Linked DNA regions of Homo sapiens: region 1 is linked to region 2. Evidence: read pairs that join two places in POLR2A ChIA-PET (ENCODE). Cell type or tissue: MCF 10A. All regions are shown on one strand. Links, peaks and the distances in the headings refer to the core of each region. The heading gives the core; the rest is flanking DNA.

The links. Peaks named below come from ENCODE experiments on the same cell type or tissue, not always from the same donor. Only the 100,000 strongest peaks of a DNase experiment are listed, where the experiment ranks them.
Region 1: POLR2A ChIA-PET joins it to region 2 with 6 read pairs; 3 of 35 experiments call an interaction of 5 or more read pairs at or near these places.

The regions. Positions count from the first base shown.
Region 1 is chr5:79,480,374-79,490,779 of GRCh38, reverse strand. All of the region lies in intron 1 of HOMER1 (homer scaffold protein 1), which reads left to right. All of the region lies in intron 2 of LOC107986426 (a long non-coding RNA gene), which reads left to right. Among named protein-coding and RNA genes, the nearest start is that of HOMER1, 29 kb to the left of the region's middle. RefSeq lists an enhancer at 5,240-5,534. In MCF 10A, for the core only: no CTCF peak of the experiment used is centred there; no DNase peak of the experiment used is centred there.
Region 2 is chr5:79,139,345-79,149,750 of GRCh38, reverse strand. No RefSeq gene overlaps it. Among named protein-coding and RNA genes, the nearest start is that of BHMT, 33 kb to the right of the region's middle. In MCF 10A, for the core only: no CTCF peak of the experiment used is centred there; a DNase peak (open chromatin) is centred at 5,590.

The DNA.
Region 1 (10,406 bases), core at 3,425-8,424, 340 kb before region 2:
TTTTTTTTTTGGTAGAGATGGGGTCTTGCTATACTGGCCAGGCTGGAATCAAACTCCTGGCCTCAAGTGATCCCTCCACCTTGGCTTTCCAAAGTGCTGGGATTACAGACATGAGCCACTATGCTCAACAAGCTTGTCTATTTAATGTTCTGACTTCATTGATTCTTTTGAAATATTATGCTGATTTTAGGGGCTGTGATGGAGCCATGAAAATATTACTTCTCAGTAAGCAATTTGAGTTTTAAATATTATTTATGATGAGTAATCATTAATTCTACTGTTATAAATTTTATAAGATACACTTAAGTAATATTGTTTTTATGAAAACTCTTCTGTATAAGCCATCTTATTGGTTAAAGTACAGAAAAGTATTTAAATATCTGATTTGGTCTTATTTATTAAACCTGTTTACCAGTTATGGGAAACTTTAAGGTCAGGTATTGTCAATTTATTCAGACTGGGGTTTAAGATATGAACAGTTAATAAAAAAAATAAATAAAAGAAGCTCATATTACCTAAAAATATGTTTCTAAATTCTTATGGTAGCATTAGTTTAGACTAAGTATCATGAGGGCATGGATTGCCTTGTCTATAAATTCATTTAACAAATGTCTACTGAGTAATTACTGTGTGCCTGGCACTCTTCTAAATGTTGGAAGTATGACAGCAGTGGACTTAATAGAAAATCCCTGCCCTGGTAAGATAGCATTTTCTTGTAGGTTATATTTGCAGTGATTGACATCACCTTGACCTTTAGCTGCCTCAGGCTGAGTACAGGGATGCAACCTAGACCTCTTACCTAGCCAGTTTCTGCTAGAGGTTACAAGTCAAGTTGTGCCAGGGAACTTCATATGTCCCCTCTATGAGTCAGTCTTTATAGATCTTGGGAATCTCTGGAGGATTCTAAGCATCAGAGTGAAATTTCGGTTCACCTAAAAAATGTAGCATCTATGCAATAAGTGTACTAATTTGACACCAGAGGGACTGTTTTTCTCTTTTAGTAATTTTGAATGTTGTAGTCTAAGTTGAATAGAAGAGAAAATTACTATAATCATATATCAACATTTTAAAGTAGATTTTTCATGTAGATGAAGGAAAGAACCTTAGAGATTCTGCCCTTTAAATTTTTTTAATGTTTTATTTTTGTTTTCAAGTACAGAATGGCCTCTTGTAAATTGGTGCCTGTGTTATTGATTTATTTTTATTTTTATTTATTTATTTTTGAGATGGAGTCTTGCTCTGTCGCCCAGGCTGGAGTACAGTGGCGCAATCTCGGCTCACTGCAACCTCCGCCTCCTGGGTTCAAGCAATTCTCCTGCCTCAGCCTCCCAAGTAACTGAGATTACAGGTGTGATGCCTGTGTTATTTTTAAATGAGGCAACTGAGGACTTTGCCCAAAGTCTCAATGCTAGCTGATGGTAGAGCCTAGCCTTCTGTTGCTTGGCCGTGTATTCTTCTTTCCTTTAGAAATAGAAATGTCCACCACTTAGTACAGTAATCCATTGGTACGGTGTCAAACTAAAAATTGGCTGTTTTATGAGTTTGTTTCTTGAACGTATTTTGAAATCTCTCTCTCTCCTGAATCCTCATAGTGCTATATATTACCTCCCCATGGCATTTATTACTTTCCACTCATATTGTAATTATCTTCTATTAACAAGATTTTTTTTAGATGAACTGTCTTTGAGAATAGAGTCTGTGTATGTTTCTTCTTTGTGTATTCCCCACAGCTCTTAACAGAATGCCTGGCATTCACTAGGTACTCAAATTATTAAACATGTTCTCATAGAGATTATATTTTGGGTTTGGTAACAATGTGAAACCACAGGAATCTATTTAGTCTACAACATTTTAAGAGGCTGTTTGGCTTACCATCAGATCTAGGTTTGAATTCTGGCTCCATCCTCATCTTGGCTGTGTGATCTTGAATAGGTCACTTAACATCATTTTCCTCATCTGTGAAATGAGAATATGTGCCCCATCTAGCTTTAAGATTTAGGTAAAATGTATACAAAGGGTCTAGTGCCTGATGTACTAATAGCTACTCAATGAATGGTAACTATTATTGTTAGAAATTTATTTTCTATTTATTATAAGTGCATTTTAAAATAACATTAAATAGCTCTATTACCTATGTGAAGGATGTACAGTAAGAAAAAGGTCCATGGTGAAAAGCTGACAGCATTTTGGTATGGTCAGCAGATTGCCCAGTCTGGGCTTTTTAGCTTACCAATTGCTTATTTAAGATGTTTGATTTGGGGCTCTTAAGAACTGGTTTACCATACTAAAACTCAAAGAGACTGATGTATAAACTAGAATGGAAGTTTATTAATAAGTCATTAAAAATGTATTCTCACATAGGAAAACAAATGCCACAGTGGAATCCAGATTGTAATCAGAAGCTTGCTTGAGGAAAAGGATAGTGGATTGGGTATCTGGTACTGCATTAATCTCCTGCATCAATCGTGACCTACCACTTAGCTGCGTCAGGACCCCTTCTCTTCTAGAGAGTGCTAAAGGCACTGCCTAATCACCTCTCATAAATCCCCTGTTCTAACTTACATAGTTGTCTGCTTTCGGGTTGCATGTTCTTAAAAGCAGACAGCAAAACCCTGGAGGAGGTTTTATACTTAGTCATTAGCCTGTCATTCCTGCTGGAGTTTTACAGCCTCACCTTAGTTGGATTTTGGGAGCTTAAACAGACTTCTAAAAATGTTTTAAATTTAAACTTTGTATTAAGTGTACAGAAAGTTTTAAGTATACAAAAACCTAAGGAGGATTGTATAATTAACCCCTATACATTCATCACCTGGCTTCAACAATTATTAACATGTGGCTCATATTGTTTTGTCTGTACTGCCTGCACCTCTCTAGATTATTTTAAAGTAAATTCCAGGTATCATATAATTTTACCTGTAAATATATGACTGTGTATTACTAAGAAATAAGGACTCTTAACACATCTTCAGTACCATTATCATATCAGAAAAATCACTTAATAATTCCTTAATATCTAATAAGTGATCACAGTTCCCCAGTTGCCTCATCAATGTCTTTTTTACTATTGGATTATTCAAATCAGCTTTCAAACATGGTCCACACATTATATTTGGTTGTTATGTTTGTGGATCTCTTTCAGTCTATAACAGCCTCCTTCCCCTCCTTTTCTTGCTGTTTATTTACCCAATTTGTCCTGTAGAATTTTTCACAATCTTTATTTGGCAGACTCATGGTATCCTTTAAAATGTTCCTCTGTTCTGTTTGTGGTGAACTTGTTGCTAGATCTCGGCATGCTGAGATTCAGGTTTTACTTTTTTTCCTCCCAAGCTATGTCATGGGTGGTGTGGTATGCTTCTTGCCTGTTGCGTTACACAGGGAGGCACATAGCAATGTCTGTCTTGCCATTTCTCTTTTTGTATGTTCAAGTTGATCATGGAGTTCAGTGTTATTAGCTTGATCCAGCCATTATGAAACGTATTCTTTCCTTCTTTCTTTCTTTTTTGAGATGGAGTTTCACTCTGTCACCAGGCAGGGGTGCAGTGGTGCTGTCTCGGCTCACTGCAACCTCTGCCTCCCGGGTTCAAGCGATTCTCCTGCCTCAGCCTCCTGAGTAGCTGGGACTACAGGCGTGCGCCACCACGCTTGGCTAATTTTTGTATTTTTAGTAGAGACGGGGTTTCGTCATGTTGACCAGGATGGTTTTGATCTCTTGACCTTGTGATCCTCCCACCTCAGCCTCCCAAAGTGCTGGCATTACAGGCATGAGCCACTGTGCCTGGCCAAAATGTATTCTTTCAATGAACTATTACATTTTGGGTCTTCTAATTTTATTCTCAAAGGGTACTTTGCTGTCAAATGTTATTGCCTTCTGATACGTTCTCTGTATGCAGCGAGAATGATCTTTTAAATATAAAATGGATTACATACTACCTACCTTGCTTAAAACTCAATAGTGTTCCATTGCTTGTAAACTGACATCTAAACTTCCTACCATAGTCTATAGGAATCTGCATAACCTGGGGTTTATCTGGCTTTCTAAACCTCATTTTATGCCATTCTGTCCTTTGAGAGGCAATGTGGCATTATTGTTAATAGCTTGGGCTCTTGTACTAGACTGGGGTTGGGGTGTGATCTTGGGTAGGTCACTAAACTGCTCTGTCCCTCCATTTTTTCATATCAAAAATTGATGTTCTAATAGTATTTACCAATAGGATTGTGATGATTAACACATATCAATAGCAATATTGTGATGATTAAATAATGAATATCAATCACCTACAACAATGCCTGTATAACATAACAAATACCTAATGTTAGCTGTTGTGGTTGCTGCTGGCGTTGATGCTTTGTTTTTTATGTCTGTGTTCAGCTACACTGTACTTTGCAGTTTCTGGACCTGACAAGCTCTTGCCAGCCTCAAGATCTTTGCACATTGTTCTCATTGTCTCTCTTGCAACATGACAAACCATCCCAAAATTTAGTGGCTTAAAAAAACAATTGTTTAGCTTACAAATGTGCAATTTTGGCAGAGTTTGTGAGAGAGAGCTCATCTCTGTTCCATATGGCATTGGCTGGGGTGGCTTAACTGAGGGCTGTGGGGTTTACTTTTAAACGGGTCACTCATGTGGTTGGCAAGATAGTCTTTACTCTTGGCCAGGAAGTCAACTAGGGTGGAGGTCTTGATTCCTCTTGATTCCTCTCCACAGGCTGCTTGTCCTTACAGCATGGTGGCTGGGTTCTAAGAGTGAGTATCCTAAGAGAAGCAGGCAGAAGCTGAATGGCCTAATACAATGTAGACTCAAGAAGTACACAGTGTTACTTTTGCCTCATTATTTTGGTTCAGGCAGTCACAAAGGCCCACTCAGGCTTAAGGGGAGAGAGCACATGGACTCTACCTCTTGATAGGGAAATAACAAGGTGTTCTAAAAGAGGGACAGGAGATACTGTTGCAGCCATCTTTGGGGAATGTACTTTGCCATACACATGCTGTTGCCTGAACCTGAAACACTATCATCTGTCAGATTCCCACTCTTTAGCAAACTAACCAACTTCAATTAGGTCCCTCTTTTTCCATTGCCTTTGTTTGCTCTCTTTCTCATAGCTCTTCATTTTCCTTGGTAACACTTACCACAGTTTGTAATTTTTTAAAGTCCATGGGTGTTATGACCTGTCATGTACTAAGTACCTAGCATTGGACCTGTTGAAATGTTAAAATGTGTTGTTACTTACAAATCTAAATATCATGTATTACATTCGCACTAAGGAAAGCGTGTTCCAAACTTTGTGGAAAAAAATGGAACAAATACACAGAAACACCAGGAGTCAGTCCTTTAACTCCTTAAAGTTCATGCCTTACTCTTTAGCTTAGGGTGAGGATGCGATGAAGAAAAACATATGTAAAAATGTTGGGGTGGGAGGAGAACTCAGTTGGAATAGCTGAATTTCTACTTACCCTCCCCATACTTTAAAAACCCAAACCCACAAATCTGTTTTCTATTCCTCTATCACCCCGTGCGTGGCAAGAAGCTTCTAGCTGGTCCTCAAAATATTTTTGTTGAGAAGAAAGCATGATAACTAAGAAATGTTTAGTACTCTCAGGGAATAGCCAAATATATTTACTTTACTCAGGGAAAGCAAAACACACCTTCACTCAGTACTAGTGTTTTTGTTTTGTTTTGTTTTGTTTTGTTTTGTTTTGTTTTACTTTTGACACAGTTCTAACAAGATTGGTTATCAGGTTTCTCAGCCCCCAGCAGACTGGGCAGGGAAAAGAGAATAGACTTTCGGAAGTGAGGTATAGATAATAGCAAAGAGAACAGCTGTTGTTGGCCTCAGGAAATACTTTTTCAAAACCTTGAGCAATGATGACATTGTAGCCTGGGAATTGTAGTAATGTGGGGTAGAAGGTCCCATACATTTTAAAAGAATTTCATTCACTTAACAGATATTGTGTGCAGTCTTGCTGATTGTTGGAGACACAAGGTGAACAAAATGCACATGGCCCCTGCCTTCATGGAGATTTCATTCTGGGGATGGGGCAGACCTTATGATTGATATTTGCGAGGTATATCTTTTTTCATCCTCTTTTAACCTATAGGTGTCTTTATATTTAAAATGATTTTTAAGGTGGTCTTCAAAATGGTTTTCTTATAAGCATCATATAGGTTGTTGCTTTATATACAATCTGACAATTTCTGCCTTTTATTTTTTATTTTTTTAATTTATTTTCTAAGAGACAGGGTCTTGCAGTGTTGCCTAGGCTGGACTTCAAATTCCTGAGCTCACCTCAGCCTCCCAGGTAGCTGGGACTACAGGCAAATGCCATGGCACCTAGCTAATCTCTGCCTTTTAATTGTGGGTGTTTAGATCATGTACATTTAATATTATTGATATGATTGGGTTTAAGTCTACCATCTTATGTATGTTCTGTTTGTTCCATCTGTTCTTTATTCCTCTCCTTCTTTTCTCTTTTGCATTACTTTAGATTGAGTGTTTTTTTATGATTTATTTCATCTCTTTTGTTAGCTTACTAACTATACCTTTTCTTTTTAAATGATTCTTTAGGGTTTATAGTATACATCTTTAACTTATCACAGTCTACCTTTAGGTGATCCATTTTACTACTTCATATATAATAAGAACCTTACAATAATACAGTTTTATCTCCCTGCCTTTGTTATTGTTATATATTTAATCCTAATGTTATAAACCCCACTTTTTTTTTTTTTTTTTTTGAGATGGAGTCTTGCTCTGTTGCCCAGGCTGGAGTGCAGTGGCATGATCTTGGCTCATTGCAACCTCTGCCTCCCAGGTTCAAGCAACTCTCCTGCTTCAGCCTCCCGAGATTACATGCACCCACCACCACACCCGGCTAATTTTGTATTTTTAGTAGAGACGGGGTTTTACCATGTTGGCCACTGTGGTCTTGAACTCCTGACCTCAGGTGATCCACCCACCTCGGCCTCCCAAAGTGCTGGGATTACCGGCGTGAGCCACCACACCCGGCCACTTTTTTTTTTTTTTTTTACTTAAACGGTCAATTATCTTTTAAAGAGACTTTTGCAATTAAAATATATATGTATTTACCTGCATATTTACCCCTTTTGGTGCTCTTCATTCCTTTGAGTAGATCCAGATATCTATATGGAATCATTTTCTTCTTCCTAAAACTTTTCTTTAACATTTTCTCATAGTCAGGTCCACTAATGATGGATTCTTTCAGCTTTTGTATGTCTGAGAAAATCTTTATTCCACTCTCCTGTTTTTAAGAGTTTTTTTTTTTTAAGGTAAAATTCACATAACATAAACCATTAACCATTCAAAAGTGCAATTCAGTGCATTTAGTACATTCACAGTGTTATGTAACCATCACCTCTATGTAGTTCTAAGACATTTTCATTACCCTAAATTCACTTGGGTAAATTCTGAAAGATGAAAGATGTTTTTTGCTGGGTAGAAAATCGTTAGGTTGACAAGTTTTTTTTCTTTCTATACTTTATAGATATTCTGTCTTCTTCTGGTTTGCATTGTTTCCAATGAGAAGTCAACTGCCATTCTTATTTTCAATTGTATGTAATATGCTCCATAACCCAAGACTGTGCTTAAGGTTTTATCATTGGCTTTAAGTAATTTAATTATGATGTCCCTTTGCCCTTGGCATAGTTTTCTTAATTTTTTTTTTGCGCTTGTGGTTTGTTGAACTTCTCAGATCTATGGCTTTATAGTAGTATCAGATTTGGACATTTTTTCAAGCAAAATTCTTAAAATAATTTATTTTGGAAACAGCTCTTGACCTGTTGTCGAGGCTGGAGTGCAGTGGCATGATCACGGCTCACTGCAGCCTCAACCTCCTGGGCTCAAGCAGTTCTTCCACCTCGGCCTCTTGAGTAGCTGGGACCACAGGTGTGAGCCACCATGTCCAGCTATTTTTTTTTTTTTAATATTTTTTTAGAGACAGGGTCTTGCCATGTTGCCCAGACTGGTCTTGAACTCCTGGCCTCAAGATTCTCCCACCTGAGCTTCCAAAAGTTCTGGGATTACAGGTATGAGCTACCACCTGGCCCAATTATTTTTAATCCTTCCCACTTTTGAGGACTTCAGTTGCATGCATATTAGGTTGCTTGAAGTTATCCCACAGTAATCAATCACATTAGTACTATATTTTTTTTTCAGGGTTTTTTTCTGTGCTTCATTTTGGATAGTTTTGATTTCTATCTTATCAAATTAACTGGTTTCCTTTTTTTTCTGTAATGCCTTATCTGCTTTTTATTTCATCCAGACATTTTCATCTCTAGAAAATTGATTTGGGGCTTTTTAATACGTTCAAGTGTAACTGCTTATGTCTTCGTCTACCTTATTGAACATGTAGACTGTAGTTTTAATAACTATCTTAATGTTCTTGTCTACCTGTTCTATCATCTATGTCATTTCTGGGTGTGTTTCTGTTTATTGAATTTCCTGCTCATTATGGGTTATGTTTTACTTATCCACTGAATGTTAGATATTTAGGATTTTATCTTATTGGGTGCTATTTTTGTATTCTATTATTTTTTATTTTTTTGAGACAGGGTGTCACTCTTGTTGCCCAGGCTGGAGTGCAGTGGTGTACCATGGCTCACTGCAGCCTCAACTTCCTGGACTCAAGTGGTCCTCCCACCTCAGCCTCCCAAGTAGCTGGGACTACATGTACACACCACCATGCCCAGCTAATTTTTTGTATTTTTAGGAGAGATGGGGTTTCACCATGTTGCCCAGGCTTGTCTTGAATTCCTGGGCTCAAGTGATCTGCCTGCCTTGGCCTCCCAAAATGCTGGTATTACAGGTGTGAGCCACCGTGCCCAGACTTATATTCTTTTAAATATTCTTGAGCTTTGTTCTGAGACTCAGTGAAGTTGATTGGAAACAGTATGATCTTTTCAAAGCTTACTTTTAAGCTGTGTTGTGTGGGACCAGAGCAGCCTTTTACTGTACAGCTAATTTTAGCTCATTACTGAGGAGATGCCTTTATGGAAACTTTACCCAATGTCCCATGTGCTCTCCCTTCTGGCTGAATGAACATGAACTGTTTCTGGTTTTATGTGAGTCCTGGGGATTGTTCTACTTGCTCTTCCTAGTGGCTCTTCTCTGGACTTAGACTGTCTTGACAAAGGTATGTACTGATCACTACTTAGCTGAAAACATGAGAGGAATCCTCTATAGATTTCAAGTGCTTTTTCTGTGCAGCTCACCTGTGTTCAGCTCCCTCCTCTTTAATACTCTGTCCTGCAAATTCTAGCTGCCTTACCTCTCCAAATTTTCAACTTTGTCTTAAACTCAGGGCTCTGTTATGGCTCCCTTCCCTGTGCTGTGGTCTGGAGCTCTCTCCAGTAAGCAAGAATATGTGTAGAGCAAGGTTGTTTCCTGCCTCTCAGAGATCACGGTGCCATGCTATTTATTGTGCAGTGTCTGAAAACTTGTTTCTTATATTTTGTCTAGTGTTTTAGTTATTTAAGGTGGAAGGATAGATCTGGTACTCCATAAATGTCTGGGGGTAGACTCTTAAAATATCACAGTTAAAAATAAAGTTGTAATTGTGACACGTGTCGTGAGGAGAGATAACTGGTGCTATGAGAGTGTTTATTTGGAGACTCTGAAAGTGCTGCCCAGTAATCATCCCATACCTAAGTGATGAAAGAAAAAGCAATTAAGAAGATGGAAAGTATGAAATGTAAATGTGTTTTAGATAGATCTGTATCATAAATGATTAGTAATCACTTACATAGACTATTGCTTTATATGGGGCAAATAAAGCATTGTGATGGTTGAAGAGTATCTTTTTGTACTCCTGTTTCTTTGCATCATTCTTTCATGACACATCACACATTGTAAGTTGATTATTTAGTAGTCTGCCTCCCCTCCCCACTAGACCATTAATTTGACAAGGCTAGGAACTATCTGCTTTACTTGCCATTGTGTCTAACACAAGATACAAGAGTAGACAGTCAATAAATATTGAAGGAGTGAATAAGATAATGAGACCATGTTTCATACTTGTGGGTTTTCAGTTATGAAAAGTTTGTTTGCATGAGCAAAGTTAAAATTCTCAGATTTTAGAAGGGCCTGGCCTAATCAAAGAAATAAAATATTTTCTAATATTTACATAAAGGTATAATAACTTACATGGGCATATGGCTGTCTTAGAGTGAGAAAATAGAATGTATTTTGCCAGCATGACACTAACAAAGATTTATAATTTATGAGATTTTGAGTTGGTCATTGAGTTATTCAGAAGCAAAGAAGAAATTTAAGTTTAGTTTCTATAAGTAGTGAAAAGTTATGGGCTTTGGAGTTAGTCTTGGATTTTAATCCCAGAAATACCAGTACTAGCTGTGACCTTTGACCAGTTACTTAAACTGCCCCCTCCTCCA
Region 2 (10,406 bases), core at 3,692-8,691:
CTGTGCTTGCTTATTATAGATGTAAGTTCTGAGAAACCTTGTTCACAAAAATAAGCAGACGGGAAAGGAGTATTTTGTTATCATAACATTGCTCAATTCTCTGAACTCATGCCAAAGTTTACATCAGAAATAATTCAATGATATATCACCAAGAATTATAACTAATGCTCCATCAGCTAACATGTCCTGCTTCAATTATATTGAGAGCAAATAACTGGGAAAAACCTGACTTGCAAAAAGATTATTTAACCAGTCTGGGCAACCTAGTGAGACCCTGTCTCTACAAAGAAAATTTAAAAATTAGCATGGCATGGTTGTACATACCTGTAGTCCTAGCAACTAGGGAGGCTGGGTGAGAGGATTGCTTGAGCCTAAGAGTTCGAGGTTATAGTGAGCTATGATTGTGCCACTGCAACAGAACGAGACCACATCTAGAAAAAAGAAGATTTAATCAATCGTTAAAGTCATTCACTTTCTCAGCACCAGTATTTAGGATTCTGCCCGTGTGTGTTACCTCAGGGTTTTTACCTCTCAAGGCAATCCCAGGTTTTACATTGAGGTGCCATAGAAAGATTTGGGGTGAGTGGAAGGTGTTTTTTGTTTTGTTTTGTTTTTATTTTTTAAATGGTGGGAAGTGGTCCTTAAAGAAAAGGTGGGTGAGAAAACCCACACAACACCTGGACCATAGGTGTGTTTTCAGGCAGATTAATCGTAGGAAACAGTCCTTCCAAATGGAAATAGATTCCCTTTCAATAACCTCTGTCTGTGTACCCCAGAGGAGAGTCTTAGAGTCACACAGGCAGCTGGAAGGCTGTTCATTCCGAACCTATTTCAGAATCAGGTGTAGAGGGGCACGCACCACTAGCCCATCGCAGACCTGGAAAGGGACGTAAGCGTCCCTAGGTCACAAACCTTTCCTAGCCCTTCACTCTGATAGAAATTAGTGTTTTTCTTTAAAATATATAAATAAATGAAATGCTTAATTTCAATCAGCTTGTATAGCTCCAGTAACTTCAACCAAACTAAAATATGAATAATCTGCTGAGGGAGAGGAGTGCTAAGCTCTGGAATCATAATACACCCACTTCTAAATTCTGCAACATACTATTCAGACCTATTTAATCAGGTGCTTCAGGCCTGGCTTCTGTAGCAAGACTTTTACATGTGACCAACACAATATTTGCAAGCAATTGGCAAGATTGTAATTATTTACAATCACATCCACCAGAGCAAGTAGGTAACACATTGTTTTACACAAGCCAAAATTAAAATACAAATTTGGCAACTCAGTTTCCATTCATTTAGCAAATATTTATTGAATCTGCTATGTGCCAAGAATATATTGGCTCCTAGAGATTTTGAAATAAATTCTACACTAATTAGCTTCTTGCAGGAAGGTGTGCATATAGTGATTAAGAGCAGCAGACCAGGTGCGGTGGATCACGCCCGTAATCCCAGCACTTTAGGAGGCCGAGGCGGACAGATCACTTGAGGTCAGGAGTTCGTGACCAGCCTGGCCAACATGGTGAAACCCTGTCTCTACTAAAAATACAAAAATTAGCCAGGTATTACACGCTCCTGTAATCCCAGTAACTTGGGAGGCCGAGGCAGGATAATTGCTTGAACCCGGGAGGTGGAGGTTGCAGTGAGCCGGGACCTCACCATTGCACACCAGCCTGGGCAGCAAGAGTGAAACTCCATCTCAAAAAAACAAAAAGGAGCAGCAGATGCTGGGCCCACCTCTGGCTTCACTCTTGCTCTATCCTTCTGGTTTAGGTGGGTTCAGGCAAGTCTCAGTTTCCTCTTCTGGAAAATGTAAATAATAATACGTAGCCATTCTCTTGTTGTGAGGTTTGAGGAGATAGTCATGTAATAAGCACTCAGGAAATGGTAGTTATTATGACCATTATTTTTATTCCTCCTTCCACCCGAGCACCTGGCATAGTGTCTGCACATTGGAATAGACACTCAGTTAATGCTACTGAGTCAACAAATGAATGGACAAATGACAACAGCAACAAATATTTGAATGTGCCACTCCACTTGTAGACACATCGCATTGATAAATTGGGCACCATGACACATGCCTGTAATCTCAGTTACTTGGAAGGCTGAGGCCAGAGGATTCAGAGGATTGCTTGAACTTGGGAGCTTGAGACCAATCTGGGCAACATCTCAGCAATATCTTGTCTAAAAAAAAAAAAAGGAAAAAAGAAATTACGTTTTTGCCAAAACAGGTTATTCTCAAAAGTACGGGTTTATTTACAACATTTAGGCCACTCTAATGCTAAATATCTTTAAAAATATTTCTTCCTTCCTTTTACTATTCAATGGAGTCATAGGTCTTACTTCCAGAAAGCTTTCTGTGTATTCAAACATTTTCCCATCTCTTTCATTAGCAGAATCTGTCATGTAAGATTTATTGTAGATTTTTAAAAAATTATACAAAATAGTTCCAGGAAATCCAAAAGTTTCCTAGAAACATAATGATCTAGCAAGAAAAATATTTTAATATGCACTTTACACTGACTTGGATCCTATTTTTTGCTCTTAATCATTAAGTAGGGTTATTACAATTTGGAAACATAAATAAAGCTGAGGAACTGGAGAGCAGGCTTGTTAATCACTCTACCTGGTTTTATGGATCCAGTCCTGAGTGTGCTTAAGGAAACAGTTTAAAATTTTGCTCAAAATAAATGTCATTAGGGCTGGGTGCGGTGGTTCACACCTGTAATGCCAGCACTTTGAGAGGCCAAGGTGGGTGGATCACTTGAGGTCAGGAGTTCGAGACTAGCCTAACCAAAATGGTGAAACCCCATCTCTACTAAAAATACAAAAATTAGCTGGGTGTGGTGGCACACGTCTGTAATCCCCAGCCACTTGGGAGGCTGAGGCAGGAGAATTGCATGAACCCAGGAGGCGAAGGTTGCAGTGAGCTGAGATCATGCCACTGGACTCCAGCCTGGGCAACAGAGCAAAACTCTGTCTCAAAAAAAGGAAAAGAAAAAAAAAAGTCATTATTCCCGATTATACTTCCTTTCACATGCAAAAATATTTAAGCCATTCTTTAGGTTATGTTAATACTTTAGGTGATGTCATTACTTTCCATCTCTTATCCTGTTTGGAAACTTAAGCCCAGCTACTGAATTGCACAAGCAGTTGAAGAAAAGAATTAGGAATTTGTTTTGTTCTCTTTCCTAGTTCTGTTTTTCATTCTCTGCATGCCTACTCCTGCCCACAAATCCAAGGCTACAGCCTTTCTCTCTAAAACATATTTCTGCCTACACTGTACCCACTGGTTAATTTACACAGCTCTGATTCATCTTGACAGTCATATGTTTCCGACAGGTGAATACCTCTGGGCAGTCACCTGGAGACGGTTTTCTGTAATCATACAAGTTTCATGTTGTGCTGTGTACCACCCTTATTTTCCAGGCATAGATGTGACAGAATTCCCAATTCTTGTCCTATACCCTTAAGATATTTGTGCTTTTTTTCCCTGTTTCTTCTTATGTGTGTCTTGGCAATCATTTTTAGTTTTTCCAAGCTTTGCAATGTTCCTCCAGATAGTTTATTGACCCTGTGTTGTTTTTTTCTTTTAGCTTGTAATATAGTCATATGTCGCTCTAGTAATATATTAGTCAAAGATGATTTCTGTGGGGCCATATAAAGTATATAATAAATGGAGAAACCTGCAGATAAAAATGTGGAAGTTACAGGAGGAAATCTGTTAACCAAAAAGGAATAAGCTTGGGCTGGCTAAATTTACATAAGTGAAGGGTATCTTTCAGCTTCCCTTTCTTTGTCTTGCTTCTTTATTCCTTTCTACCTGCAGCATTACTTAGCTTCTCAGAAGCTCAGCATTCCCAATTTGTCCCAATTTCTGATCAGGAAGAAAAGAAACTCCTGGAAAACCACCTCTGAGGTGGCTGCCATACTTACCATCTCTCTGCCTGTCTTTTAAGCCTGACTCCCTCCTTCATGGGGTGGCTACCGGGTAGCCATTTTGACACTAGATAACCCAGCCCTGGCCATGGTGGATTGTACTAGGAGTGAACATCTGACCCAAAGTGACAATCAGATTCTTTCTCCACAAATCCTGATTCCATTTTAAACTTCAAGTTCATGTTTGATTTAAAGTTCTCCCTTTTCCTTCAGTACATACCAGGTTTGTAGCCTCGGTGACTGTGTGTGATTTTGTGTTTGTATGTGTGAGTGAGAGAGGGGTAGGGTGTGTGCTGTTCTCTCACAAGAGCCCACCCTTTTCCATCGTGTACCCTTCTAGCATGGGGAGAGGGAGGAGGGAAAAGGAAAAGATACCTCCTGAGGTGGAATTGCAGTCAGCATTGCTGTGGGGCTCATTGTCTCTGAGAGACAAGGATGGAAGCCCTAAAGGGAATCAAACCCAAAGAGTACCAGAGGTAGACCTTTGAGAGACTTAGATAGGTTGCAAACCAGAGGTAGACCTTTGAGAGACTTAGATAGGTTGCAAACCAGAGGTAGACCTTTGAGAGACTACCTCTGGTACTCTTTGGGTTTGATTCCCTTTAGGGCTTTAGGGCTTCCAGCTGGTGGAACCACCTTCTTCTAAGGCCAGAGCCTCTTTGCCTCATGCCGTGATGGCTTTGACAAGGCCATGGCCTCCAATCTCACATACTTTCCAGGATTCCAACTATGGGGCTTCTGGGGAGGAAGCAGCCTCGTGTTCTCTACTTTCAAGAAACTGGGAATTTGAGGGGGTGTTATCTGGCCCCTCTTTTTCTGATCATACCATTCCACTTTTGGCCTCAATGTTCCTTCTCCTGCTGGTAGCTCGAGGTAGATAGGCAAGAACAGTGTTCACAGGTCATGCAAGCAGGGACCAGGGGAAAGGCTTCCCTCTTCCCTGAAACCTGTAACCTTGGTTTGGTTCCGTTGAGTTCCTCTCCCTTAGTTTTGAAGAAGAGGCCCAATCCAGGGACTGGGGTCTCTTATCAAACCTTATCTTTGCCCCCAAAGGGGAAAGTTCTCCTTTAGACATTTTCATAATATTACCTGGCAAACCAGTCTAGTCTCTCCTGGAAGTACAGGAGTCTCTAGTTAGCAACTGGGCCCTCTTTATTTTAGCTCTGAGAATTTCATAATTTTTTCTCAATGCAGAACTAACTGCACTATTCTGGTAACAATAGGGGTAGGACTAGCTCTCAATAAGGAGCTAGATGTCAATGTGTGTTGCAAAGGAATGATCTTGAATTGGTGGTATTCTTCAAATCCCACTATGTTAGTGCCTTATGTAAGACTCATTCTCATGAGAAAGCTAATGGTTTGGTGATTTTCCTCCATCAGAATTCAGCAGCTTCCTTATAGGAATAGAGAAAGTATGCAGCAGGATTGCTCCAAGGCTGAGGGGCTTTTGGGGAGTATGTGGCAGAGAAGAAAAGAATGAGGAAGTGAAGGTGCACTGGAAATTGGTTAAAGTGATGAACCATGGAATCTAGGTTGCAGGGCACTGAGTGGTTCTCCACCGTGACTGCATGTTGGAATCAACTGGGGGGAGCCTTAAAAGCCCTGCTGATTGAGCCCTTCCCCCAGAGCATCTGACGTAATTGATTAAGCCAGCTTAGTCATCCTGAGTCATGAAAGCTCCCCAGGTGATTCTAATATTTAGCTAAGGTTGCAAACCAAAGCAGTACATCAGGAAAAGAAGTGAAGTTAGATTGGGGCTGATAGATTGAAAAAAGAATGAAAGGCGAAGGGATTGGGGATCCCGGATGTAGTAGGACTCATTGAGGCCTGGATTCAGGAGGGAGGCTGCCTCTGAGAGTGGGATTTCAGGGTGGAAGGTCATTATGAATTTCAGGTGTGGCTTAGCAGGGAGTGGGGGCAGTTGAGGTGAGCTGGGAGGGAGACAAAGTGGCTGCTAAGACAGCTTCAGACTGGGTCACCTTCGTGGGTGTTTGGAGTTCTCTGGGATTGATGGCTGGGGTTGATAGAATTCGTAAGGAGGTGTTCAAGCTTTTGCTGACTGTGGTGGAGAGACATGGAGGCAGAAGGTTGAAAGAACAAGGACAGGAAGAAGGTGGGCTATTGTTAAGAGATGATCCTCAGAGAAGAGGCTTTTGATGGGGTGGTGCAGGGGGTGGAAGAGGAATGGTTGGAAGTTGCAGTGGGAGCATGGAAGAGCTGCAGCCAACTCCTTTGCCTGTGGGGAGTTTTGGAGAAGGTAAGAAAATGAGCAGTCTGCCATAAAACAGAGCCATAACAGAAGTGAGGTTCTGGAAAATAGAGGTACTCTTTAATATTATTATTTTCTTTTATTATTATTTTGAGACAAGGTCTTGCTCAGTCACCCAAGCTGGAGTACAGTGGCTCAATCTTGGCTCACTGTGACTTCTGCCTCCCAGGCTTAAGCAGTCCTCCCACCTCAGCCTCCTGAGTAGCCGGGACTACAGGCACATACCACCACACCCAACAATTTCAAATTTTTAAATTTTTTTTTGGTAAAGACAGTGTTTCACCATGTTTCCCAGGCTGGTCTTGAACTGCTGGACTCAAGTGATCCACCCATCTTGGCCTCCCAGAATGCTGGGATTACAGGCATGAGCTGCTGTGCCTGGCTATTATTTTAAATTGAGTCATAATTGTACATATTTATGGTGTACAGTGTGATATTTTGATACATATATGCAATGCATAATGATCAAATCAGGTAATTAATATACCCATCACCTCAAACATTTATTATTTCTTTGTGTTGGGAATATTCAAAATCTGCCCTTTTAGCTATGTGAAAATATGTAATAAATTGTTTCTTCAATATTACTGAGGTTTGGTCTCCAGATGGTTGAGGATTTCTGTGTAAACATTTTTCAGAATAGAGTGAATAGATTATTTGGGATCCATGTCTTAGCCTATGGTGTTCAGGGGTCACAAACTGGCTGAATTCAGGCTCTGGTGTGTTTAGCTCACACCAGAGTTTGGGGAAAAAATAAATTTGAGTATTTTTTATGCAGAGCCTGCTGTTTCCGGTTTATGCAGCTCCACCTTTGGGTTGAAAACTGAGCTGTTTCATACATCTATATTACTTACTTGCCTCCAAGACTTTTGTTTCCTTAATATTTTATTATGAAAAATTTCAAGATACAAAAGTTGAGAGAATGGTATAATGAATCACCATATCCCATTACCCAGACCTGAAGACTTCTGATGTTGGGACTCCTGGGGAGATAAAAAACAGTAGTGCATTCTGGAATCTTCACAGAAAGGGCAAGATATTTTAAAAAGGAAAGAAAGAAAAAAGAGCAGTGCAGGCCGGGCACGATTGTTCACGCCTATAATCCCAGCACTTTGAGAGGCTGAGGTGGGTGGATCATCTGAGGTCAGAAGTTCAAGACCAGCCTGGTCAACATAGTGAAACCCCATCTCTACTAAAAATACAAAAAATTAGCTGGGCATGGTGGCGGGTGCCTGTAACCCCAACTATGTGGGAGGCTGAGGCAGGAGAATCACTTGAACCCGGGAGGCGGAGGTTGCAGTGAGCTGAGATCACGCCACTGCACTCCAGCCTGGGCAAGAAGAGCGAAACTCTGTCCAAAAAAAAAAAAAGGCAGTGCAAACCATTTTTTTGCAGAAGCTTTTCCCCTAATGTGGAACGTGGAATGCCTTGCTCTCACACCCACCTTGACTTTCTAGTCACTTTTTTTTTTTTCCTTTTTCTGAGACGGAGTTTTGCTTTGGTTGCCCAGGCTGGAGTGCGGTGGCATGATTTCGGCTCACTGCAACCTCTGCCTCCCAGGTTCAAGCGATTCTCTTGCCTCAGCCTCCCAAGCAGCTGGGATTACAGGTGCCCGCCACCACACCCAGCTAATTTTTGTATTTTTAGTAGAGATGGGGTTTCACCATGTTGGCCAGGCTGATCTCAAACTCCTGACCTCCAGTGATCCACCTGCCTCAGCCTCCCAAAGTCCTGGGATTACAGGCATGAGCCACTGAGCCTGGCCACTAGTCTTTCTTTATGTCTCTATAGGAGCATTATCTTTTTATTCATTTTTCCACATAATCATTCAATAAATATTATTAAGTCCCTTGTGTGTGTCAAGCCCTCTCTTGTAGGCACTGGAGTTGGGACAATAAGTAAGAAAAACAAGGTTCCTGTCCTCTTAGGACTTATAGCACAGGGAGGAAGAGATAGAATGTATACAATAATTAAATAACCAAATAGATCATGTGAAGTGCTATGAAGAACAAAAGTACCTGGTGCGGTGGCTCATGCCTGTAATCCAGTCACTTTGGGAGGCCAGGGTGGGCAGATCACATAAGGCCAGGAGTTTGAACCAGCCTGGCTAACATGGCAAAACTCTGTCTCTACTAAAAACACAAAAAAATTTTAGCTGAGCATGGTGGTGCGTGCCTGTAATTCCAGCCACTTGGGTGGCTGAGGCATGATAATCACTTGAATTCAGGAGCCAGAGGTTGCAGTGAGCCAAGATTGTACCACTGCACTCCAGCCTGAGTGACAGAGCGAGACCCTGTCTCAAAAAGGGAACAACAACAATAACAACAAAACTAAAGCAAGGCTACTTGACAGAGTAACCAATCAAGGTTTAGGGGTTGAGGGGATCGGGGTGGATGGAGAACTTTAGGTATTCAAGAGGGCCTCCCTGAAAGGGTGACACTTGATCTGAGACATGAATAACAGGAAGGTACCACCACTTGAAGATCAGGAGGCAGAGGGAACAACCAGTGCCAAGGCTCTGAGGTAGGAATGAGCTTAGGGGGTCTGAAGAACAGAAAGAGGTGAGCAGAATGGAAGTGTTTCTCTGGGCTTCCTCAGGGCACCGCAGCCCTCACTATGCTGGTGTAAGCAGCTTTTCTCTGTGCCTTCACAGCATCATTTGTGGCATTTATGGTCTTAGTCTGTTTGGGTTGCTATAATGGAATACCTGAGACTGGGTAATTTATAAATAAAAGAGGTTTATTTGGCTCGTGATTCTGGTGGCTGGGAAGTCCAAGATCAGGCAGCTCATCTGGTGAGAGTCTCCTGCTGCTTCAACTACTGGCAGAAAGCAGAAGCAGGATGTGCAAAGAGACACATAGGAGAAGCTGGGCTCACTTATAACAACTTGCTTTCTTGGGAACTAATCCATTCCCATGAAACCGAGAACTCACTCACTCCCACCAGAAGGCATTAATCTATTTATGACAGATCTGCCTCCATGACCATATACCATCACTAGACCCTACCTCCCACGACCGCTGCACTGGCAATTAAACTTCAACATGGGTTTTGGTGGGAGCAAACCACATCCAAATCATAGTGTCTATTAGAGCACTTAAGTCCTTTAGTGAGGGCTTGTCTCCCTCACTGATCCAGGAACTGACAAGTGGCATCTTTGTACCTCTCAGCCCTTAAGTCCAGTGTCAGGCCTCATATAAGGTGCTCAAATATGTGAAGCATAAATATGTGCATGTAGGAATGAAGAGAATGGGAGTGTAGGTTCAAATTTGGAAGTAAGCCAACCACAAACATTTTCAGCTCCTAATAGTCTGATGTCTGAGAAAAAATAATGAAATGTTTCTGTAATTTTCAAGTTTTCTTCTTTCTAGCAAGGGTCTCCCAAATATGCATTCATGTTTTTTCATTCATCAAATATTTACTGAGCTCTTACTATACCCAAGGCATTATTCTAGGCACTCAGGTATGGAAGTGAACAAAGTCAAGTTCCTGCCTTTGAGGAGCTTATATTCTAATGTTGTGGGGAAACAATGAATGAATGAGTGAATGAATAAAATATGACCAAAAATGCACAGCAGGTGGTAACAATCACTATGGAGAAGAATAAGCACCCCAATGAAGATAGAGGATATAGAAGAGGGGTGTGTTGCTATTTCACATAGGGCAGTCAAGGAAAATGAGCCATTTTTTGTCCTCTGGGAATCACATGCTGAGAAGGACATAGAAGTGCAAGATTTTGCTGGAGGGGCAGTGGAAATACTAGTGAAAATTAAAGGTAGAAGGCACAGGAGTAGGCAGAGACACCCTTCAGACTGCAGTGCAGTCTGACACTTTTGAAAAGAGAGGAAGAGGAGATAGGACTGGGCAGAAGTAGAAGCTGAACTGCAATGCAGGTCAAAAAATGCCTAGGCCAATCTGGTGGTGAGTTCTGGAGAGAATATCTCCTGTCAGAGTTGCCGCTAGTCAGGCCAGAATGCCAGGGTTTTATGCCCTTGCTTTGCTCAGGCATCAGATGCAGGCTGGCCTGGGAAGGATGTGACTTTGAACAAAGGGTCTGCAGCTTTGACATTGAAGGGGATGGCAGCTGGGGGCTGCAGTCACATAACCCACAGATGGGCAGCCTGTCCTTCCTTGAAGGGACATCTGAGTGCATGACTCAAGATCTGTGACACAAGGCAACTGCAAAGTTTTG